3 separate regions of the Homo sapiens genome follow, and regions 2 and 3 are each linked to region 1. A link is a loop called in an ENCODE intact Hi-C map of the cell type or tissue named here. Cell type or tissue: PC-3. All regions are shown on one strand.

What was found. Hi-C counts contacts between places; a loop is a spot of excess contacts. Peaks named below come from ENCODE experiments on the same cell type or tissue, not always from the same donor. Only the 100,000 strongest peaks of a DNase experiment are listed, where the experiment ranks them.
Region 2: it touches region 1 in a loop (4-fold over the local background); 1 of 110 quality-filtered maps calls a loop at or near these places.
Region 3: it touches region 1 in a loop (7-fold over the local background); 1 of 110 quality-filtered maps calls a loop at or near these places.

What each region holds. Positions count from the first base shown.
Region 1 is chr3:189,711,661-189,719,660 of GRCh38, reverse strand. The region is part of intron 1 of TP63 (tumor protein p63); the gene reads right to left. Among named protein-coding and RNA genes, the nearest start is that of TP63, 84 kb to the right of the region's middle. In PC-3, a CTCF peak has its summit at 7,324; DNase peaks (open chromatin) are centred at 3,910, 4,420 and 6,360; H3K27ac peaks cover 4,191 bases.
Region 2 is chr3:189,819,767-189,827,766 of GRCh38, reverse strand. The region is part of intron 4 of TP63 (tumor protein p63); the gene reads right to left. Among named protein-coding and RNA genes, the nearest start is that of MIR944, 6.2 kb to the left of the region's middle. In PC-3, a CTCF peak has its summit at 4,829; DNase peaks (open chromatin) are centred at 3,016 and 7,546; H3K27ac peaks cover 2,691 bases.
Region 3 is chr3:189,300,427-189,308,426 of GRCh38, reverse strand. All of the region lies in intron 4 of TPRG1 (tumor protein p63 regulated 1), which reads right to left. Among named protein-coding and RNA genes, the nearest start is that of TPRG1-AS2, 64 kb to the right of the region's middle. RefSeq lists an enhancer at 450-509. In PC-3, no CTCF peak of the experiment used is centred here; DNase peaks (open chromatin) are centred at 2,816, 3,476, 3,776 and 4,626; H3K4me3 peaks cover 1,809 bases; H3K27ac peaks cover 3,480 bases.

The DNA.
Region 1 (8,000 bases):
GTAGTCTATGACTGCTTTCAACCTGCGACGGCAGAGCTGAGTAGCTGTGACAGAGACCGCATGGCCTGCAAAGCTGAAAATATTCAATCTGATTTTTTTACAGAAAAACTTTGCTGGACTAGACTCGAAGATAACATTTTATGGCATGATAATGCCATAAAATGGAGGGACTAGATGTGTTGATTGGTCAGGTAGAACTTTACAAAAGAAATCTGGAGGAATAAACAGATTTCTGATACATCGGATGCAAAAAGAATAGATATGAAAGAGTGAATATGGGCACATAATCAAGGAGAGCCAACTGAGCATCATGGACTCTGCAAGCGCAGATTAGGAAGCTTATAACTAAGGACAAGTTTGAGTATTTTCAAAAAAGGCTACCGATTCGTTTTAAAATAAATGATCTGAGTATGTACAAAAGAAAGTTGTGATTGCTAGGAGCTGCCTGGCTTCCCAAAGAACAAGTTCTCTCACTTTTACCAAACCGAGAACACCGTTTTTCTGTGGGCAGGTTTTTCCTTCGTGCGTCTATGGCTTTTGTCCTTGTCTGCATCTGTGAGTTTTGTTCTTGCTGCTATTTTCCTCTTACCCTACACTTCAATTACGGCAACCGAGAAATTTGTGCTTTTTCATTCAGTTATGTCTGAGAGATGTCAGAGCTCCTCACAAAGAGCTAGAGACATTCATATTCCGAAGTATTCTTTATGTTCTTCACATATTCTTTATATTCTTATTTCTGTTAAATATACCCCTCTCCAAAAGTATAGGCTACATTGTTTTTTTGTTTTTGTTTTTTTAGATAAATGATTCAAAGTAAAGCTCAAAAGTAATTTCCATCTTTTTCCACCTTTCCCAAAAATGACAATCCCATCTTACATGTATAGGTTCTCTACCCCCAAGGAAAACTGAATCACTTATATTAGTTGGCTAACTTAACAATATTATATGTTTACATGTTTCTTTAACAATTGAAACATTGAATTTCTAAATGATGTGATAAAGGTCTTTACACTTAGCCTGCTAAATGTTATTTATGCAGTATTTTCAGGTGATATGGTTTGGCTCTCTCTCCCCACCCAAATCTTGTCCTCACATGTCAGGGGAGGGATCTGATGGGAGGTGATTGGATCACGGTGACAGTTTCCCCCATGCCATTCTCATGACAGTGAGTGACCGCTCACAAGATCTGATGGTTTAAAAGTGTTTGGTAGTTCCCCCATCGTGCCACCCTGCAAAACACGCCTTCCTTCCCCTTTGCCTTCTGTCATGGTTGTCAGTTTCCTGAGGTCTTCCCAGTCTTGTGAAACTCTGTCTGAGTCAATCAAACCTCTTTTGTTTGTAAATTCCCAGTCTCAGGTAGTCCTTTATAGCACTGTGAAAACAAACTAATACATCAGGTTTATTTTTCCCTTTAAATAATTCTTTCCAAAATAAACACAAGATCACTCCTATCCCAGGAACATGTGTCCCCTTATTCAATCATGGCTTTCTGGTCACTGCAAAGTTGTCCCTAGGAGTTTTCTCCACACACTTGGGAATCAAAATCCATCACTTGTAGATGCTTGTGATATATCCTTGTAGGTTACCCTCTGTAAAGATTGGCATTTGTTTTTGTTTTTCCAATATAGACCTTCCTCCATCAGCGCATTCTCTTATGTTGTTATCTTTCTTGAATAATTTTCCATTTTAGATTCTTGGAGTCTGACAGAAATAGTGGATTATATAGCAAGGTTTCTCATTTTTCCACATTAACACATTCTTTAATTCTATCCCTTGCATTTAATATGTTTCCTGTTACTACTAACTCTATGTCTTCCCTTTCTAAGCTCAGGGTAAAGACTGACTTTTGGAGGCTGGGTCCAATTTCAAGCTAAAAGAAAAAAAGAACACAAAGAAAACTGCTTTAAAGGAAAGGGCTTATGCAGCACAGAAGAGATATCCTCAAGCCTAATTCCCAGATTTTGCAGAAGCATTAAGCAGCTTAGGGACTGAACAAGCATGATTACTTTTGGTTAATGAGACCAACTTCATTTAATCAGGATGTCTACAATCCTAATTTCAGATTTTATCTGTGACCTACAGGCTTGTGAGGTCATATTTTTAGTGTATTGAGTTTAAAGAAATTCAAATTCAGTATAGCTATATGAAAACAGTATAGCTGTTCTCATTTCTTATCCCATCCAGATGCTTCTGGAAGCAGTCAGCTTCCCAAATCTTAGCTAATAAGCAAATTATTATTCAAAGTTATTGTGTTTGTCAAAAGTTACATGACACACTCTCTCAAGCTGGTCTCTTGATCAGTGTGGAAGATGATATTTAGTACATTATTTATTATGAAATTATCTGTGATTGATCCAGATGAAGCATGTGTTTGCATGTTGGAAAGGTTATTAAATAGTGATAATAACTCTTTAATTTCAGAGATGTTGAAACATGGGAGCAGCTTTAGGACAGCAAACACTGTGTGTGTGTGTGTGTACATATTTGTTTAGTTCGTATACGTGTATGTTGATATTTCAGTTGTTGCAATTGATAGTGTGAATTAGATAGAAAGTTACTAAGAGGCTGGGTGCAGTGACTCACTCCTGTAATCCCAGCACTTTGGGAGCCCAAGGCGGGCAGATCACCTGAGGTTGGGAGTTCTAGACCAGCCTGGTCAACATGGTGAAACCCAGTCTCTACTGAAAATACAAAATTAGCTGGGTGCGGTGGCAATCGCCTGTAGTCCCAGCTACTTGGGAGGCTGAGACAGGAGAATCACTTGAAGCTGAGAGGTGGAGGCTGCAATGAGCCGAGATTGCGCCACTGCACTACAGCCTGGGTGAGACAGAGCAAGACTCCATCTAAAAAAAAAAAAGATACTAAGAGATTCTGATAGCTCTTCCTAGGAGAAGAAAAGTGCTTATCATGAAGTAGATGAACTGAAAAAATTTCAGATAAGATAGACTAGTGCCAAAGGGGAAAAAGAATGCAACTGAGGAACTGTTTGTTTATTTTGGTTCCTTTAAAAATGTTGGGCTATAAAATTCAGAATATCATAAAATTCCGCAGTCCTTTCCGAGTAAGAACTATGGATTTCTTGCATCTCCACTGTGTTTACTGATGTGAAAGCTGAAAATTTCCTTTCCTAATGACACCATTCCAATGTTGGGACTGAGTGAGAAAGATGATTGGCAAATTCTCTCTCTTTAAAAGGGAAGGGATCATGGAAGTAGCATTTCCAGGGCTTTTTAAAATTAAATTCAGCACAGAAATTATGACATTCTTTCCACAAAGTCCAGTGACTAAGAATCTAAACAAATTTTATGGTGTAAAATCATTAAAACAAAATGGCCCTGAACAAATATGCTATCCCCTGGGGTTTGATCTCACTCAAGAGTAAATAAAAATATATTTTATAAAATTGGACATTATACATAAAAGGGAGGTATCTAATACAATTACAGATAAAGAATACAAAGGTCAGTAACGGATGCATTGAGCACTGATTAGGAACATGACTTTTAGAAATGTGGTTTTGCCACATTACAGATGTTTGACTTGAACCAAGTTGCTTAAACTTTCTAAGCCTCAGTTTCCTCATATGTGGAACAGGAATAAAAATATTTAATGTGCTATATCGCTGTATGAGTAAATGAGATGTATATAGTTTTTAGTATAGTACGTAGTGAGTACTGAATAAATGGTAGGTAATTGTTATCACTATCTAAGCTAAAGTGGTTGAAAGTGAAATCCACATCCCTCTGAGAATAATGAGCTAAGGGATGGGCACAGAAGAGCATGGTTCAGTTCCTGAAGCCTCAGTGCTCACGTAGACTTAGAATTATTTCTCAAACAATTTCATGGTCTCTTGATTTTTCTAACAAAAGAAAAACAAACAGACCAAATCAGTGCACAGAAATTTATACAGTGATAAATCTTTACTATTCCACAATAAGATTCATTGTGGTTTATGTACAGTATCCAAATTCTTCACATGGCTAGCTGCTCCAATTTTTAGCATCAGATTTACATACCATGGTGGCTATGTCCCAAACCACCAGAGAGACGGTTTCAGACTCACAACCCGTGACCTTATTAAGGGTATAGAGTAATTTACCATCAATGTCAGTTTGTAATTACAATCATCTTTTGCTGAAATGTATATACCTAATAGGTCTTAATGTTTATATCAAGGAATATTCCCTAGAATAGCAAAGGTAGCACATTCTTAGAGAGATCAAATCTGGATGTTATACCTTATCTTCTTCTAAGTGATCAGAACATACCCTCAATGCTTCCTGTTTTAGATTAAAAGATAACCACAGGAAAAAACAAATGCCGTAATTTCAAAACAAATGCTATAATCAGCCTTCTCACACAAAATCTTACACAGATATTTCCCTTCTGGCAGCTCTCTTGTGTGACTTTCCTACTCAGGGTGACTAAGAGGTCTAGAATCCTTCCATCTAGTGGCTTAGCAGTCCTCTAGGGCCTCAAAGATTTCTTCTGGGTCCTCTCTATTCAGCCTATGATAAAGAGAGGAGAGGAGAAGGGAGGAGAAAGGGAGGAAACGAGGGCAAGTGAAGGGTCAGATGGTAATTTTAGGGCCACATCTGGAAGCAGCATGAAGCACCCTGCCTGTATTGCACTAGTTAGAACCAAGTCACATGCCCATGCCTAACTTTAAGGGAGGTTGGAAAAATATAGCTAACTACGTGCAAGAGGAAAATAAAACAGTTTGCTGAACGTACAGTACTGTTTCTCTCCCAGTGCTTCTCTGGTTGTGTAGAATTTTTGAGTTCTTGGATTTTTGTTCTATTTTGCTTTTTAGACAGCACTTTAAAAAAAAGAGATGCTTTTTATATGAATGTGTACATGTATGTCTGTGTGTGTTTACGTTCAATGACTCTAACTCTGAGAAGCAAGCTGAATTAACTCTTTGTCATTTATGTATGCCCTTCTTCAATACTCCCTCCTGAGAAACCAGGCCTCTCATATTTGAGAGAATTTTGGAAAGATGTAAGGATAATCTCCAGCCAAGGAAAACCTATCAGAAACTGTGGTGTACATCAGTGAGAGATACAGTCTTGAAAAGGAGGCCTCTAAGTCACAACCAAGTCACTCAAACATTACTAGGATGGACAGAAAAGAAACTTCTCAAAATTTCCGCATAATTGGTGTACGAACATACACTTTAACAGACCTCTGTCAAAACAAGATTTGTTTTTCGGTACTTGTCCTTGGATATTGATATTTCTGTATTATTCTCGGTTATATTCTGTTCTTAGGCAATGAGCCTACACTATGTGATGGGATAATTTCTGGAGCGATTGCTAAAACCTCATCTCTTTGCATACGTCTCTTTAAACTTTCAGAACACCGGGAACATGATCACTTTCCCAAAAGTCATGGCAGAGAATAATAGAACTTGAAGGCAGAACTCTTAGAGGTTTAATAGTACCTTTCCCAAAGTCCACCTTATGAGGGTCCTGTGACGCTTTGCATCACACACACATACATACACATACACACAATTCCACTTACGGGGTGTCTTTAATTCATCTACAGATAATCATTTGGCACTGAGGATCTGTGAATACCACATATAAAATGAAGAGTTGGAAAATCCAACTTTGTCTAAATTGCTTTTAGGTTTCAGATGTGTTAAGGATCAACAGAAACTATTAAAACCGTACTTTGGAGAGAATGAAGACCAGGTTTTAATCACTCTTTCCATACTGAACAAAAAATTTTTCACTTGATCATATATTTTCTAATTAGTGATTTGTAAAGCCTCTCAGACTTAGAAATTGATTTGCTACTTATTTTATTATATTATTATGGACTTATTTATTGAAATAATATTCAATTATAAAAGTTATAAAAGCATCAATTATAAAATTTATAAAAGCATCAATTATAATTATGAAGAGGGATATAAAGTTATTCACAGAATATACACCTAATATAATGTTATAAGTTAAAAAGTTGGATTAGACTTGAACTTGTAATTTAATTGTTCAACTATGGTATATATAACACTTTTTTGAATTACTTTTGTTATTTTATGCAGGCTTCAGTCTCTAATCTTTTCAAAATTCAAAAATCAAATAAATTTGGGAGATGTGAAGCTTGACTTTCTGAAGTTAAAACTGGATCAGTTCATTGGAGATGAAGTACATTTGAGATTACCCCCTAAACGTTTGGAATAAGATGAACTCGTTTCAAATGAAAAGAACTCAGCTCAGGAAAATGAAGTATTTATCCAAAAACTCAAGGACCAGAGGATGGTATCAAAGGCTAGTTGTCTGTCAGCTCAAAACCAGATGCTCATGTGTAGATTGTTTACTCAAGCTCTGATAATTGGCCTCTTCCCCACTGTTGAAACAAGTTAGTAGTTTGTCCATTCATTCAGTAAACATTTACTGAGTAGTTACTTGCCAGGCAGTGTGTTAAGTGTCAGAAATACACAGAATAAACAGAATGCTATAAAGCCCAAAGGCAGGGGTACAAATGGAGATGAAGTGGCCATAAAGCCTATTTTGAGGTTTTTGCATCTCAATCTATCTGACCATAAGCCAAATAATCAGGAAATCCAATCTGACCTCTCTGTCTGTGCTGTGGTGGTCTGGGAGAATTCCCAGGCAAACCTAGCTCTTTCTTAGAGGTTTAAGATGTGGCAATAGTGGAATTTCCCAGCACCCCTAAGTCCAAAAACAGATGTCCCCATGTCACTTGACATCTCAGATATTTTCAATGGCTCCCTCTCAAGATCAAAGCCCAAACTCAATGGCATGGTTCTGAAGACACCTAATGATCTGAGCTTAAACTCATCTCATAATAAAACATAATTCATAATCCTACCTTCATTTCTGAAATAGTCCTTGCATTTTATAACCTTTCTCTTTGCCTACTCTGTCTTTCAATCTGAAACACCTTTCCATATTTGTCTTCTTATTGCTGTGATCTGAATAATTGTGTCCCCACCCTCACCCCACCAAATCTATATGTTGAAACCTAACCCCCAAGGTAATGATAGTAAGAGGTGGGGTTTTGAGGAGGTGATTAAATCATTACTGCCTCTCCTCATGAATGGGATTAGTGCTCTTGTAAAAAAGGCCTCAAAGAGCTGCTGTGTGCCCTTTCCACCATGTGAGGACAAAACAAGAAGGTGCCACCTATGAAAAAGCTGGTGCTCATCAGACGGAATCCACCAGTGCCTTGATCTAAGACTTTCCAGCCTCCAGGACCATGAGAATTTCTATTGTTTGTAAGTTACCCAGTTTATGGTATTTTGTTACAGCACTCCTAGTGGACTAAGACTTATTAATAACCTAGCTAATCTTCACTTCTTACCTCAGAATATTTCAGAAAACTTTCTTATTCCTCTCCAATCAAAAATGTCTTCTTCCATATTTCTGTGACAAACTGACCTCTGTGACTGAATTCTACCTTGTGCAGTAGTTAGTTGTTTACGTGTCTGTTTCCTGTCCTCGTAAGTGAGGACAGGGAAATGCATTATTGTATCTCAGTGTCTACCACGGTGCCTATTGTAGTGTTTGTGCAAGGTATGTGCTCAATAAATGCACATCAATTTTAATTGTTCTGTGTTTTCCTTTTCCAGATTCAGTCCTGAAACTTTCCAGAAGAAAGTTGACTCGAGTCCTGCCTACCATTTAGCTACTACTTTTCTTCAAGTGGCCTCCACACTTCTTCCACTTTTCTCCTTCATGCTTTTGCTCTTCCTCTGTCCATCCACCAAACCAACATGACAGCTTCCTATCACGGAAGTTCCATCAGCCTACCTATCTCCGCCTTATATTCTTTGCTCAAGCCCATACATCAGTGTAAGGATCCAGCTGGTATAAGATCATAAAAAGTGGATAGGCCTAACTGGAGACATTATACCCACATGAAAGAAAACAGGTTATATTTTTTAAATTGTCAGAGTACTGTAGGCTGTCAGTCATTATGGTACTGCTACAACACAAGGCAAGACACTATTCTGACAATTCACT
Region 2 (8,000 bases), 110 kb before region 1:
CCATCTCAATCTGGCTCTGTGGACTTCTCTCTAGCCTCATTTCCTGCTACTCCTGTTCCTGCAAACTTTCTATGGTCCAGGTATACCAAACTGCTTCCCACTCCTAGACTTACATAACACATTCATGTCTCCATGCCTTTACTTACCCTGGTCCCTCTACCTGGAATATCTATTCTTATTTTTCCCAAGACTTTGCTTATCCTTGAAGGCCCAACTTTAAATGCAAAGTTTTCTGTGAAACTAGCAAAATCAGTTTTCTGTACTACATTCCACTTTGTTTAGGTAATAGGTATTACCTGAAAAATATTTGTTAAGACCCATTATATGTGCCAGCACTAAGACCCAGAGATGAAAGGTCAAAGCTACTGCCTCTGAACTCCTGAGTACGTGTCTGTAAGGGGGAGCTGGTGGGGGGTGGGTATCACAAGGCAAGTGTTCATCTACAATTAATGCTTCCAATGAGTTTTAAAGAATAAGTAGGAGTCTGCATGGCAGACAGAGGTGGTGGTGGCTAGGGGAACATTCCAGACAGATTATAGCACCTGTCACACTAAATTACAACTAGGTTTATCAGTTTGCCCTTCTTGACTGTGAGCTCTTTGAGAAAGGGCTAACTTATCTATTAATATAATTACCCAATAGTGTCTAGCCTTAATAATAACTAGCACAATTTATCAAGGCCCTGCTCAGTGGCAGGAACTATATTATGGGCTTCATATATTGAACTTTCAAAAGCCTTCAATGGAGATTATTTTCACCTCACAGAAGAGAAAATTGAGTCTCAGAAGCATCAGGTCACTTGCCTAGTCAACCCAGCTAGTCAACTGTGGAGTTATATCTGTTTTTCTTCAATGTGTACCTTCCAGTGCTTAGAAAATGCATGTTGAAACTAAAGGTGCTGTTCAGTGAACTCTAACATTTGAGACCTCATAGTATGGGGCCTTCAACTAAGCCTCAACAAACGCATCTTGGGACATGTGTGCACATGCATACCATACAAAATTACAAGGCACCAGTTGGAGAGATCCTATGAGACTCATGCTATGCGTCCTCTTAGTTACACCAGTTTCGGTGGTTAGTAATTCTGAAGCTTATAAGGAGATAGAACTGAAAATATTTCAAGCCAAAATTATTAATACTGAATTTTCATGTTGTGGAGCTCTACACATATCCTGCAACTTACTGATAAACAATCCTTTCAGTTTTTTAATTGGGATATTTCACTCAACTCCTGACTTTGGAATAGTTCCTTCGTATTCTATTTTACGAATATTTCCCTCAAATAAAAACTGTATGTGTCTTGGAATGCCAGAAAGTTAAAAATAAAACAAAAAATATACACAGTATCCCTTCCTAGAGAGACTCATTGTTTACATCACGGTGTCCATAAAATCATTTTTCAAGTAGTATAAGCAAAAGGGAAGTTAAATTTCTGGATGTGGACTAATCAATGCCTTTTCCAAGAAGCTCATCAAATATAATCAACCTACCTTCATTTAAGAGACAAAATGCTTCTTTTGAATTTTCCAAGTCAGAGGATAACATTTGTCCTTGCCTTAGTCAATACTTACAGTGGGCTCAGTCAGTATGTAAAGATTTGGTTTTATGAACTAGAAAATTTTAATTACACTAATTTCCCCCATGGAAGCTCAAAAGATTCATTTAGCTAAAAAGAACCATAAAACTTTAAGTTTTAAATGTCCTTAATATTTTTCTCACCATTTCCTATTTTTTTCTTCCCTTTTCTGCCCTGTCCTCCATGTAGCTCACGTCCTTCTTCAGAGAAAGAAACAAGGAGCAAGAAGCAAGTGGGGGAGAGAGAGAAGGAGGGGGAAGGGTGGAGAGGCTGCAGGGAAGAGCAATCTTTCTTGTAAACTCTGAATACTGGGTACAAATTACAGCGCATACCCCTAACTTTCTTTCCAAATGATGTGTTGAGAAGTACATGACTACCATAAAATATTATTTTTTTTAAAGCACGTGGATTTAAGAAGATGCATTAGCACTACATAAGCAATGGCTGTTAAAAACAAAAGAGAAGGCTTCCACTATCTTTCCTAAAAGGCATTTCCTATTATGTGTAAATATATGATAAAGGGAAAGAATAGAGAAGACACAATTAAAAATCATGTTGTTTAATAGATACTGATATTATTTAAGCTTATTCTTTCTTATTGACGTCCATCCCCAATTCTGTTATTTTATTTTTAATCAAGTTTTGAGCAATACCTCTGGGTATTTTGAAGCAAATATCCATGTATTTCCCTTTTATTCTTTGCATAAATTCTCTACCAAGAACATTTAAAAACGTGGAAAGCATAATTTATTTTTGCCTGCTGCTGGATTAATCGGTAGACTCACGAATGATTGCAGATATTCCTAATACTTTTCTATCTACTTCATATTGATAACCATTTTTATATCACTTAGCTCAATATTGGCACTGCTCAAACTCCAACAGGGTGTATAGTTTAGCCACCACGCTGTGAATGTATATGCCTATTATATGAGGAAATAACATTTTAAGGTGATTCCTCCAAAACTTTATAAATCATTTTAAAAATTAGACATGTTTGAACAGGCACTAACACACAAACAGGTCTTGGCTGTATCTCATGCAGAATAAGGGTTTGTTGCAGATGTTCTCCTGCAAGCTACATCTTGCCTATTACAAGAACATTCATCTCCCAAACACACCATTTTACCTTCTTTGCCAGAAGCAAAACAAAACACACGCACAAATCAGAGAGCTTTTATTACTATTATTTTTAATTCTGAAATTCTTCCACTTATTCTATATCCTTACAGAGGAGAGGAACCAAACATCTGATTTCTAAAATGCTGCTGTCTGATGATAGCTCAGTTTGCTTTCCCCCTGAACAAGCTACTGATATTAGGGGAGTCTAACCCATGTCTTTTTTTTTTTTTTTTTAAACCTACAAAACCGATGCCTGGGCCAGCACTGACTCATAAAACTGGAGACATTAGCTCATGGCAATGATTCAGTCGTGAGAATTCTGACAAGGGCCTCTCCCTCCCTGGTGCTTTAAGAGGAAAATCGTCCTGAGTAAGTATGGCTTGTGATCTAGGCACAGATGTTACTGTGTCTGTGATCAAGTATTATAAGGAAAGGGGCAGTGCCGTGTGACAGCAGCCACCCTAAGGAGAAAATCACTGTCTTCACAGGAAAACAGTTTCACAGCAGCCCCGGCACAGCCTAATTGGAAAAGTCCAGGCTAGGCACGGTGGCTCACTCCTGTAATCCCAGCACTTTGGGAGGCTGAGGCAGGTGGATCACCTGAGGTCAGGAGTTCAAGACCAGCCTGGCCAACATGGTGAAACCCCAACTCTACTAAAAATACAAAAATTAGCCAGGCATGGTGGCAGGCACCTGTAGTCCTAGCTACTGGGGAGGCTGAGGCAGGAGAATGGCTCGAATCCGGAATGGCTCGAACCCAGGAGGCAGAGGTTGCAGTGAGCCAAGATTGTGCCACTGCACTCCAGCCTGGGTGACGGAGCGAGACTCTGTCTCAAAAAAAAAATAATAATAATAATAAAATAAATAAATAAAACAGTCCTACAAAAAGGCCCTGGGCTCCCACGGCCAGCCATTTCAATCAGCCTGGGAGAAAAATATGAATTTTATTCACTGGACTGCTTTGGTTTCTCCTCAAGGAGAGAGGAAAGGCAGGTTTCCTTTGAAAGGATCCTCTTGAAACGATCAAGGTTTGGGGGGCTATTAGGCTTTTGGCATTTATTGCTAGGTGTGAGAGAGAGAGCATGAAAGGAAGTCTTGAGATTAGGCTGGATAAGAGTTATCTCACTGAACCAGCACCTTCATCTTGGACACCAGGTGAGAGGATACAAATGTTCATTTGGCAAGACAGAAAGCTGAAAGGTATACCTGCTGCCTCTATCCGAAGTCTATCATGCGGTTTGCATGATAGACTTCCTAGTTTACAAATCACTTTCACCCCATCATCTCATTTAATCCTCACAATAACCCTTCAGGATAGGTAGCATCATCCTCATTTTGAAGACAAGAAAACTGAGGCACTAGGGAGGAAGTGATTCGTCAAGGTCCCAGCTAGAGAATGGCAGCCAAGCCTTTAGGACAGACCTGCTCTAGTAAAATAGCTAATCATTTTGGCTCCTTTTCTGGCTCTCCATTCCTCCTCCCTACCTTTCTATCTAGCCCTTTGGAGTAGTGACTTCAGCAACTGACTCTTGCCCTATCTCACCTCTGTCCTTCCCCTGGTGAGTGAGCCACATCACCGACTGAGTGCTCAGCTCCACAGTGTGCGTCTGCATGCCGTGGCATTCTCCAAACTGCTCTCCTTTACTGCAGGCCCCTCCAACCAACCGCCATCTGCTGTCAGGTTAATCTACTTTATATACCGATCTGAAGAGGTGCTGAAAAAGTATGCAATGTCAGCACACTGCCCATGCGATAGAGTTAAAAAGCCTTACCCTACATAGGCTGGCCCATCCTACCTTTTAGCTTCACCCTATGTAGTTTCCTACATAGAACCACAGCTTCAGAGAGAAAAGAAGAGTCACTGTCCTGGGGAAAGGCACAGAAGGCTTGCTGTGTGTTTTGGTGTAGGCTGAGTCCACTGCCTGTCTGGAGAGTCTACTCTCTTCAGTTAACCAATGGTCTGGCATAGAAAAGGTCAATTGCAGTCAATCTGTATCTTTCTGGTCACAAAATACTTCTCTTCTGGATGCAAAGAATTTGAATTCAAGGGGAACTTCAGAGGCTGCTTGATTGTTTCTCTCATCTAAAACTTGAGTCAAGGGTGTCTCACTCTCTGGAGGTGGAGAACTCACCACCACTGGAGGCAGTGCAGCCACCCCTAGAGAACCCTGACCATTCATTTTCTGCTGCAATCTGCCTTCCTGTGGCTTCCCTTCTTACGTGGTTATTGTGCCTTTGGGGACATCTAAAGAAGTCTAAAATATCTCTAGGAAAGCTGGCCATAAAGAAGGAGCTCTATACAACTGATGAAGAGCGTTATCATTTTGTAGCATGAGTCCGAGTCATTTTGGGCTAAGGCTCCAAAAATAAACAATGCTCTTTCCCAGGGCACTTTAACTTATCTCAAAATTGTGCTTCTGAAACAATTATTGAAGGCACTTGTACATCAGAAGTGTTCCTGGTAGTGCGCCTGGGTATAATAACTCAATGTTACAAGATAAATACTACTCATCTTCCTGGAACAACAATTTTAAAGACTTTTTAATGAGGGGAAGAAATACCTATATTGAAATATATATTTATATTTGAATGCAAAGTTGAAATAAGTTTTTCAGAAAGAAAATGATATGTCTTCTATGGACCATTTCAGATTAAACCCTCAGGATGGCTAATCTAGCCATTCATTTTCCTCTGCTCTTAATTGGGGTAAAAGTTTTAAAGTACTATCCTAATACATCACCTCTACTAGGCACCAGAGGCTAGAGCTACTTTATGGAGTAGATTTCCTGCTATGATTCTGGACAAATCTATGAATAAGGTAGGTTTAGTGTAAATTCTAATCCTAAATCTATGATCCATCCTAATAGAAATTACCATTTACAGGCATTGTTTTAGGCACTTTATACTTATTATATCAAATCCTACCAATAACATCGTTACCTAAAGGAGTATCATCCCTATTTGAAAGGTGAGGAAGCCGCTCTAGAGACAGTGTTTAGCCCAACACCATACAGCTAGAGAGAAGTGAAATTCAACCCCCCAGGTCTATCTGACCACAAAGCTGAATTCTTTCTCCTACACCCTCCTGTTTCCTTAGGCACTATTTGTCCTTTAGTAAAAGAGCCATAGTCCCTGCTTTCAAGAAGAGCCAGGATGTGCTAAATATCATATTTGTAATCTTCATCTTATAAAACAACCAAAAAAGATATACTGTAAGTATCATATGCTTTATACGATATCTCGTAATTAGCAGTTAAGGGGACATTTTCATTTTAAATCAGGAACTTATGGAAAGAAGATAATTCAAAGTATTGCATTTTTTGTTTCTGAAGTCTAAATTCCAATGTCAAATTAAGAAAGCAATAAATTAGGAGATAATCTATGCCCTACAACCACATGCCCAAATAACAACTTAAAAACAAAAGTTCAAACCATTAGAAACAGAAAATCTGTTAGTTGGGAATGCTTTAAGCGAGGCTTAGGAAAATATAACCTCTCTCACTGTTCATATAGCAGCGTGGGCAGTACCCAGGCAACACTCTAATTCTTTCCCTTGTTGTTCTGAAGCATCCTCCATGTGGTAAGCACGCTTGACCCTCTATTGAGACCAGTGACAAAAGATGACAAAGTAGCTGTGGCCATTTCTTTCTCTCTGGCTCTGGAGGAGGTGGAGATTACTGCAGTCACCAGGACCCTCAAATGCAAACAGTATGAATGCAGGAATCAAATCTAAGCGCTGTGAAGTGAGGCTGTATTCTGAGTTAGTGCAAGGGAAACATACATTCAAAAGTAACCATAATAAAAGAATACTTCTAACAAGTAGAAAGAACATAAAAGTAAAAAATGCTTCTATATGAAAATACTGCTTCAATTACATCACAGCACTAGCTACCAAAATAAAACCACTGCTAGTACACATGAATCAAAGGTCTTAATTTGTTATTGCTTTTTTTTGTTCTTTTCACTAAAATTCAAATAGATATTTAATGAGACCTTCCTTCCTGGAAGTTTCAAAGAATTTTAGAAAAGTATACACAATTACATATTATTCATTCATTAAGACCACCTAAAGTAGTGGGTATATTTTGAAGAAAATGCACTGTGTTCAAAAAGCAGCAAGGCTTACTAGGCAAAGGAAAGTAAGACATCTTCTTTCCTGAAATAGTTCAGTCAACTCTCCTAAAAAGAAAACTGAAGGAAATAATAGGTATGTCCTTATATTTGGAAGCAAAAATACCCATGAGATTACAGAATGTAATAATCAAGGACGTGAAGATTGTAGATAGATTGAATTTTAACATGCTATTTGAATTGGTTTGGGTCTCTTCCTCATATTAGAAGTTTATATCCATAAAAATATACCATCAGAGCTACAAAACCATCTTAGAAAACATCTAACTAACAAATGTAAAATGCGTGCATTGTACTTCTGTAAAAGGCTCCACTCACTAGTATCCAACAAACCATTTCACTTCCCCTTTCTCCTTTTGTCCCTTCTGATGATGCTCTCCCTATCTCCACCCCTAAACTCAAAGTGTCTAAGATGACAATTACACTTAGGTTGGGGGAGTGGTGAGAGAAAAGAGTCTATAAAACCTTAAAAGATTGTTCCCAGAGGCATTCTTATACCTACTAACCCCATGTCTACCATGCTTGTGCAAGGAGAAACATTATAACTGAAATCCATGCCGTGCTAGGTAAGAAATCAGTTCTGAAATATGAATGCATTGTGGAAACTTATACAAATGGTCGTATATTTAATTGCTTTTTGAAGAGAAAACCAGACTGCAAGAAGTCTATAGTTCCTTGTGGTTCTGAGGCTGAGTGAGTCATTTTCTTGTCCCCATCTACATCACTTGCTCTAGCTTTTACAGCAAAAGGTAAACAGATGAGTTAATGTTTGCTAAATTATGTGATAATTCTCAGACATAAAGTATAAATAACTGCAAAATATGCCTTTGTTACATTTGCATACAAAAGTATTCAATGTAGTCATTGACAATAGATAAAAGTAAAATAGGGCTGGGCGTGGTGGCTCATGCCTGTAATCCCAGCACTTTGGGAGGCCGAGGCGGGTGGATCACAAGGTCAGGAGTTCAAGACCAGCCTGGCCAAGATGGTGAAACTCCATCTCTACTAAAAATACAAAAATTAGCTGGGCATGGAGTCACGCGCCTGTAATCCCAGCTGTTCAGGAGGCTGAGGCAGAGAGTTGCTTGAACCTGGGAGGGGGAGGTTGCAGTGAGCTCAGGTGGCACCACTGCACTCCAGCCTGAGTGACAGAGTGAGAGACTGTCTCAAA
Region 3 (8,000 bases), 410 kb after region 1:
TCTTCTCTTTTGTCAAACACCATTAGAACAATCGTGGAGACTGCAGATGCCTTTATGACCAGAAATACTTTATTTAATAGTAACGTACTCACATGAAAGAAATCCTGGGAGGCGACAGAGTGGAGTAAAAGTGCAGTGAGCTGGATGTCCGGGAGTCCTGTGATACAGTCTCGGTTTTGACACTTAACATTGCGTGACTATGGGCAAGCTTATTTCTCTTTCTGAATCTGAATCATTTCTCTTTCTGAATCTTCTGAATATGTCTTCCCATATTTAGAAAAAAACAGGACTTCCTCATCTGTTCTTTAGAATCTCTATATCGAGACATTCCATGACCTCAGTCATGCTGTGTGAATAGTGTAGGTGGTCATGATGCCAGTAACGATCATCTGGTTGCAGACATACAACATCCATAAGCAGTCTTGGGGTATGAATTCTCTAGTTCAGAAGCATCTAATTAGCCCCACTGAGCAGAACAAGTCCTCTACTGCAAAGGTCACAGCAAGTACTATCCTATCATTCCAAGAGGCTTTCAGGACCTACCACAACATTTTACAAACATGGAAAAGCACAAATCAGCTATTTCTCAGTGGAAATGCAGATAAGGTTTATAAACTGTAGAATGTCAGAGCTAGAAGGGCTCTTGGAAGCTATAGCCCAGTGCTTCCTTTCTGTGGATGGAAAAAACTGAGACTCAGAAAGTACCAGAATTTTCCCAAAGCATCACTACAAGACAGGGATGAACTGGCAAGAGTCCTGGTTTCCTGAGACCTCATTCAGGGGTCTTTTCACCATTCTGGGCTAAGGCTACAAAATATATTCAAAGCTAAAGCCCTGCTATTGCATAACATAGCCTTATTTCCAATAGACACAAAGTTAAAAGAATTGCTCTGAGGAGGCTGTCATCATTCATGGGTGAAAAAAGCCTGCCTACGGATCCCAGTCAGTTATCAGAAGAAAACCTCTGTCTCAAAACAAACTATGCATTCTTAAATATACTCAATATGAGCAATTTTGAGACTATAGGAAAATAAGGAAGCACTGGATGTGAAGGAGACAATTACAAACAAGTTAAGTTGTCAGGGTGAGAAGATTGGGTCTTTGGCCAGGTGCGGTGACTCACGCCTGTAATCCCAGCACTTTGGAAGGCTGAGGTGGGTGGATCACCTGAGGTCAGGAGTTTGAGACCAGCCTGGTCAACTTGGTGAGACTCCCATCTCTACTAAAAATACAAAAATTAGCCGGGTGTGGTGGTGGGAGCCTGTAATCCCAACTACTTGGGAGGCCAAGGCAGGAGAATCACTTGAACCCAGGAGGCAGTGGTAGCAGTGAGCCAAGATCATGCCACTGCACTTCAGCCTGGGCAACAGAGCGAGACTCTGTCTCAAACAAAAAGAAGAAGAAGACTGGGTCTTTCTCACTGAGCTGCTATGATGGGTTAATTAAAGTCCTAAGTAAAGGTTGCCAACATCAAATTATCAAGCAAATAAATATTTGGAAGTTTTCTTTCTGAAATTATACTCGGTATAAATCATGACTTTCACTAGCTTGTGTCTTTGGGCATTTCACACCACCTTTCTGATCTGTAGGTCACAATAATTTTGTGAAAAACAGGAGGATAACGGATGATAAAAAGTTTTGTTTCTGTAAGGCACTGTCCCACCAGCATATATTGAGTGTCTACTATGAACCATACTACCCACTCTGTACTGTTAGAGATCTTATATTTTTTATTTTATTTAACCCATATAGTAATTTTGAGCTACTTTTGAAGACATAGATGTAGTTACAGGAAATAAGTTAAAGAATATCACCAGACTTAATCAGATCATCAAGTCAAGAACCACTAGTGAAATGTAATTTTAAAAAAGGGGCAGGGAAAGGAAAAACACCAGAATCACTGGACATAAACAAAACCAGAGAAGCAAATCTCTAGCACAGAGGAAGTATTGGGATGTTTTATGCTTGTCTTCACCTATTGATACCTCTTCTTCCACCTGTATCCGGGTCCAAGGATGCTTCTTATGTGTCAGCTTCTGCTTTCCATCAATGTTTTCATATGTAAGATTTCTACTTGAATCTAAATCCATCAGAAAAACTTCCATTCAGATAGCTTAAATAAGCTCTTCAATTCTCTTTTCTTCAGTCTGAATAAGCCTAACTTCTTAATTATATTTTCTGATGGGTTAAAAGTAATCTTTTAAATCACCTCAGAGCTGATCCTCTAAAACATTCCAAAGTTCTCCATTTTCAATTCCACCATTTTCTTAGCACATTCTCTATGCAGGGTATAGAGAAAGGAATAAGACTCAGTGCCTGAACTCTGTAAGCCCATGATCTGACAATCTATGAGCCGATTTTACTATCAATTTGTTCCCAGACCTCAAAAAGCACAAATAGAAACTTGCAAGTCTCATTTCAGAAATAGAGGATCACTTATTTCAATTATTCCCACTTTCTATCCTCAAGGAAAACAGCTGGATCTGGCCTCCATTCCCACAGTAGTGGAAGTAAGAAGGACAATGTACTCTTTACTTCTAGTAAGTTCCAAAGCCTCCCAGAAAGAGGCAGAGGCAGGGGAAGGGTCCCATAAGGACTTGGTGGAAGAAGGTTTGTAATAGTCATGGATGTTTAGGATCCTAAACTATCTGAGTTGGAAGGCCTTTTGGAGAGGTCAGTTTCCAATTCTTTGATTTTATAGATATGTAACTGAGACTAGAGTTTTCAAAGATCACAGTTCTTACTTTAGTCATGTTAATTACATGTTTCACTCAGTGACTCAGATTCAGAGTTCTACTCAAACACCGTTGTTGGCAGGATAGAAGACCAGAGCAATTACTACTTTAAATCATCATAGCAGACCAATAGAAGTTTTGCTTTCTACACACAAAAAAAGCAAAGACATGCTGAAGGGGTGAGTTTTATACAGTAGAAACTGCTCATACTAGTGGCAAAGCACACAGTCATGAAAAACAAATATGGCTTAACAACACAAAAAGCAGCTACAGGTTGGAAGAAGGAAACACATTCTTTGATAACCAACTTTGTAAGAGAATAAATTATTTTTGACAGGAAAGACTCCTCTCCTCCAAGTTGTTTTTAGCTGAGCTAGAAAATATGCCAGTCAGTCCTCAGTCTGAGTTAATATACTCATTCCGTGCATTCTTCTTTCTTCAGAGAGAAGCCACAGGTCCTCTTGCATAGGGCAACATAGCTGGCTTCCTCTCCCTGGACTTCTCACTCTCCTTCTACCCTGGCCTCCAAAGAGTCTCTGTTAAGGCACTAACCTACCTGTTAGCAAAACTGAATGAGGACACCTAGCTCCCTAGAAGGAAAGATGGCAGCTTTCATTATTACCTCCATCAGCTGCCCCTCCTTTCTACTCATCTCAAATCTCAAAGCTCCACCACAGAATTAAAAACATAGCTCGAGGCACCAAACCGAGATTTATGAGGAAGCACAGACATTAACTCTTGCTCTAAACGCAGGGCGTGTGCTTGTAAGTATGGGTGAGCAAACAGAGGGAGGCTGTGAGTGGGAGGAGGCGGGCGGGCGATGGGGAGAGAGCAACTCAGAACAACATGATCTATTTTCTTAATGTCTCCTTTCCCCCTACCTTAGAGCAAGTATTGTTGAAAGGCAGACTTCTAGGCCCATGAAATGTTAGTCTCTTGCTTATTTAATCTGGACAAAAGCAGGGACAGAGTTGGCACCCTGGAGGGTATTCAATGCTCCTTTGCTCATTGAATGACCTCAGAGGAAATATTTTCCATGACAAGAACCCAAAAGACGCTGGCACAGAGTCAGACAATAAGATTTGCAGAATGTGTTTACATTCTCTCCATGTCCCCAGGCTGTTCCAAACCCATCGGCAGGTGCTGCCTTTATCTGCTCTCTTTGCTCACCTGGCTCCCTCCCAGAAGTTTCCAGGGCCTTTAGCTCAGTGAGATTAACCACTTACTGGCAAGGGTAACCAAGAAATTGTATGGGTTATATTACTTGAGGCAGAGGTAAGTAATAAATAAAGCAGATCGGCAATGTTCATCAAAAAAAGATTCAGGGGCATTGTGGTGTCATTGTAAAAACCTTGAGTGAGAATTAGAAGGCCTGGGTTCAAAAGATGGATCTGCCACTATTCAACTGGGTAACTTGAACCTTTTACTTCTCCGGGCTCCGGGGATCCATCTGTAATATCAGGTAGTTAAAACTAGATCATTTGTAAGATCCTTTTCTACCCCCAATAAATTAAGATCTATGCTGAAAGACCAGAATAATTTGTGTTATGCTGGTTAGACAAAAAAAAAAAAAAACAAGAGTTAACCCAAGGGATAACTTAATGAATATGAGAAATTCTCAGAAGGATACTAAGACCTGAACATTCCTCTCCTAAAAGGTGAAAAAAAGTGATCTTAACCTGCAGAAGAAAAGACTTGAGGTTAAATCAAGAGCAGAATTTAGATCAAGTGAGAGTGAATAATTATAAAAAGGGTTACCAAAAATGGTCACGGAATCTCCCAAACTGAAAGTCCTTAAAAGAGATGTTTATCTGCTTGGGAAACTTTAAATGTGCTTGTCCTAGAGGTGGTCATGTTCATGGCTGAAGAGAGGAAGACAAAGTTTCCAAACCAAAGGTCCAACCTAAGATTTCATGACTCACAATGTTGGAATATATGTGTGTTTGTGCAGTAAATATTTATGCTGAAATAAACATGGCTGCTTACAGTGCCAGGTACATAGAAACCACTTAATGAATTTTTGTTTAATGAAGGTGAATGAATGAGTTTACAGACCAAGTTAGGATGCCTGTCAATTTGAATGTCATATTATTCCATTTTTAGAGTGTTACATGTTATGGTAGTAAGCTCCCTGGACTGGTAGTCAAAAAAAAATGTGGTTCAAATCCTTGCATTTATAGTCACTTTCTTTGTGGTTTAGACTGGGCACTTTTCTTGATGTGCCAATTCCCTCCTTATAAAATAAAGAAGGCACTGGATTGGATAGTGTCTAGAGGACACTCTAACTCTACACAAACCTAACGTGTTTGACCCATCAGAGCAGAGGATTACCAACCTTTGGGTTTCACTTAAATAACACAGAGAAGTATTTTTCCTCAGTGAATTAATTTGGATGAAAGTCATTCTCAAACTTACATACTTATTTTCTTATATTAAAAATAGCTATTTTTAATTACTTAATAAAGTTATCCAAAAAAACACCCAGATTTTAAGACCTAGAAGGGAGTTATTATTCATCATTTATGTCCTGTGTCCTTGGCTCCTTAAATTCACCAAATATAGACTGAAATCTAAATGTTACCCAAATTAATACTCAAAACCCTTATAATACTTTCCTATACTGCTTCCCTTTATGAAAGCCAGCTGTTGTATATGAAGAGTCAGACTATTTGCCTAAAGCTCTAAAAGATTCTTGACTGCTAAGTTTATTGGTTCTTATGTCAGCTGTCTCCTCCATCACCATCAGGCTGCCATTTCTTGCTGCTATCAACATTCCTGACTTTAGCTGCTCTTTTTCTAATTTGTTTTTTCGAAACTTCTATTGACAGGGAAACTAGGAACATACTGTTATTGGGGTGATGGGCAAATGATAAAAATACCCTCTTTCTCAGGCCATTTATTCTAAGGAAAATGCAACAAGTTATTAGAAAAAGCTGTGTTTTCTCAGATGCCATTTAAATGGAAAGCTAATCCAATGAAGTTGACAATAAATAACTTTCGAACAAAGGAGAAGAAACTGGATGCTACTTTAAGTTGTGAGCATCTAAATGGCCTATTTGGAGTCCATGTCTGTCAGAAAGAAACAAATGTCATCCTAGGATTAAAAGTGATAACTTTCTTTCCACTGATGAGGATGACATGAAATGTTGTCATTGCTAGAGTCATACTTCGGCAGACACTGGCATTGTCATATTCTGTACACGGAGCCTCACACCCTGATCCATCCTTCAAACCTTTTAGGGTATAACTCCCTCAATAATGAATAATTAATTTAAGTGGGAACATTTTAAGTAAATCCTTCATAGAAATCCTCCATGAAGTCCAGGGAAATTGCTCCGGATACAATTGTGATGAGGATTCAGAAGAAGGAACAATCTCTCATAGTTAAAGGTATCAAAAAAGGCTTCATTCATTCAATACGTCTTTACTGATCTTTGACTTTGTACCAAGTGCATGCAAGGACCTCGAAAGATATAAAACAAGCCTTCCATAAACTCAGAGCAGCCTAATGATTTTATAACTATGGGGCCTTTTAGCTGGGGTTTGATGGATATAAGGCTTTTGATGAGAAAATAGCATTAAGTACTTTGAAGACAGGAAATCATAAGAACAAAGATCCACATAAGAAAAATTGTATGTGTGCTATGTGCCATAATTTGTATATTTGTGGTGACTGTATTTATGTCCAGTTGAGCTACATGTGAGCAAGCAGGGTGAAGTCAGACAGTCCAGAAGAAATCTACAGAAATTGGTAGAGGTTGCAGGGGAGGGTGCTGTGATTAAACAGAAAAGTGCATGGTCCAGAGCAGTCTAATCCTAACATGGAAGCTAGTGAGGAGTCACTGAGGAGTCAGTAGGGTGTGGTTTAATTAACTGAAAAAATTTGTCTCTAATTGCCAGATGCAAAACTAGAGAACGAAGAGGCATAGTGTGTTCAGAGGTGAATGGAACCCGTGGCTAAGCTGGATGCCCTCCTTGGTCTCCAGGCCAAGAGTGGGGCTGGGCCTTGCTATCTGTCAGCCTCCTGCTGGGTGTCATTAAGAAGACTAGAGGCAAACACAAAAGAGGATAAAATCAAAGATTGGGTGGTAATGGTGATAATGGCAGAAGAAGAAAAAAAATGGAGGAAAACATTATATGAAATATAACCTTTATCTTCAACAGATTCAATGATGGTTGCCACTTCACTGAGTAGCAGGTTTACCAATCTTGCTGCACCTTAATTTTCTGTTAAGTGGAATTAGTTGTATTTTTCTCAAAAACATACTATAAAGTGTTAAATGTAATTTAAAATGTGAAGCCTCTAACAGTGCCTACTAGGCATTCAATATTTGCTAGCTGGAAAGTGTCTTACAGAACACAAACTTTTTTTTTTTTTTTTTTTTTTTTTTTTGAGATGGAGTCTCACTCTGTCACCCAGGCTGGAGTGCAGTGGCAGGATCTTGGCTCACTGCAACCTCTCCCTCCCAGGTTCAAGTGATTCTCCTGCCTCAGCCTCTTGAGTAGCTGGGACTACAGGCGTGTGACACCACGTCTGGCTAATTTTTTTTGTATTTTTAGTAGAGACAGGGTTTCACTGTGTTAGCCAGGATAGTCTCGATCTCCCAACCTCATGATCCGCCTGCCTCAGCCTCCCAAAGTGCTGGGATTACAGGCATGAGCCACCGTGCCCAGCACACAAACATTTTATCATCCATTATCTCATTGTTCTTCATAAATTGTTGATACCTGAAAATTAGAAAGGAATTATGAAAATTCTAAAGGCACAGAACTAGTGAGAGCCAGGATTTACAACCAGATATTTCTGACCCAGAGATAGAACTCTGACCTGGATTTCCGGTCAAGAGCCATGAGCTCTACTAGTAAAGTAGGAATATTGAGGATATCTGAGGGCTGGTTAACAAAGGGGACATTTATTGGCATTGCTGGCAGAAGTTGCCTACTCCCAACAGTGCTCAGATTCTAGGTCTGGACCAGGAATATGTCTTCAGTGATGGAAGTGAAAAGCCAGATGCAGGGATCTGGAGCTTATCTGGTCTAGCTCTGGTTCTTCTTCCTACAAACAGCAAAGCAAATCTGGCAAGAGGAAGAGTAAAATCTTAAGAAGGATAACATTAAGCCTGCTTTCTTTCCAGTTCATTACCCTGGCACTAAACCTGAGTGGGAAGCATATAACAGGATTGAAAAAGACACAATAGAACTTTAACACTATTGACACAACTCTTTTTCTTCTTTTGAAAATTCTTACTTTCTGTAATGAGCATG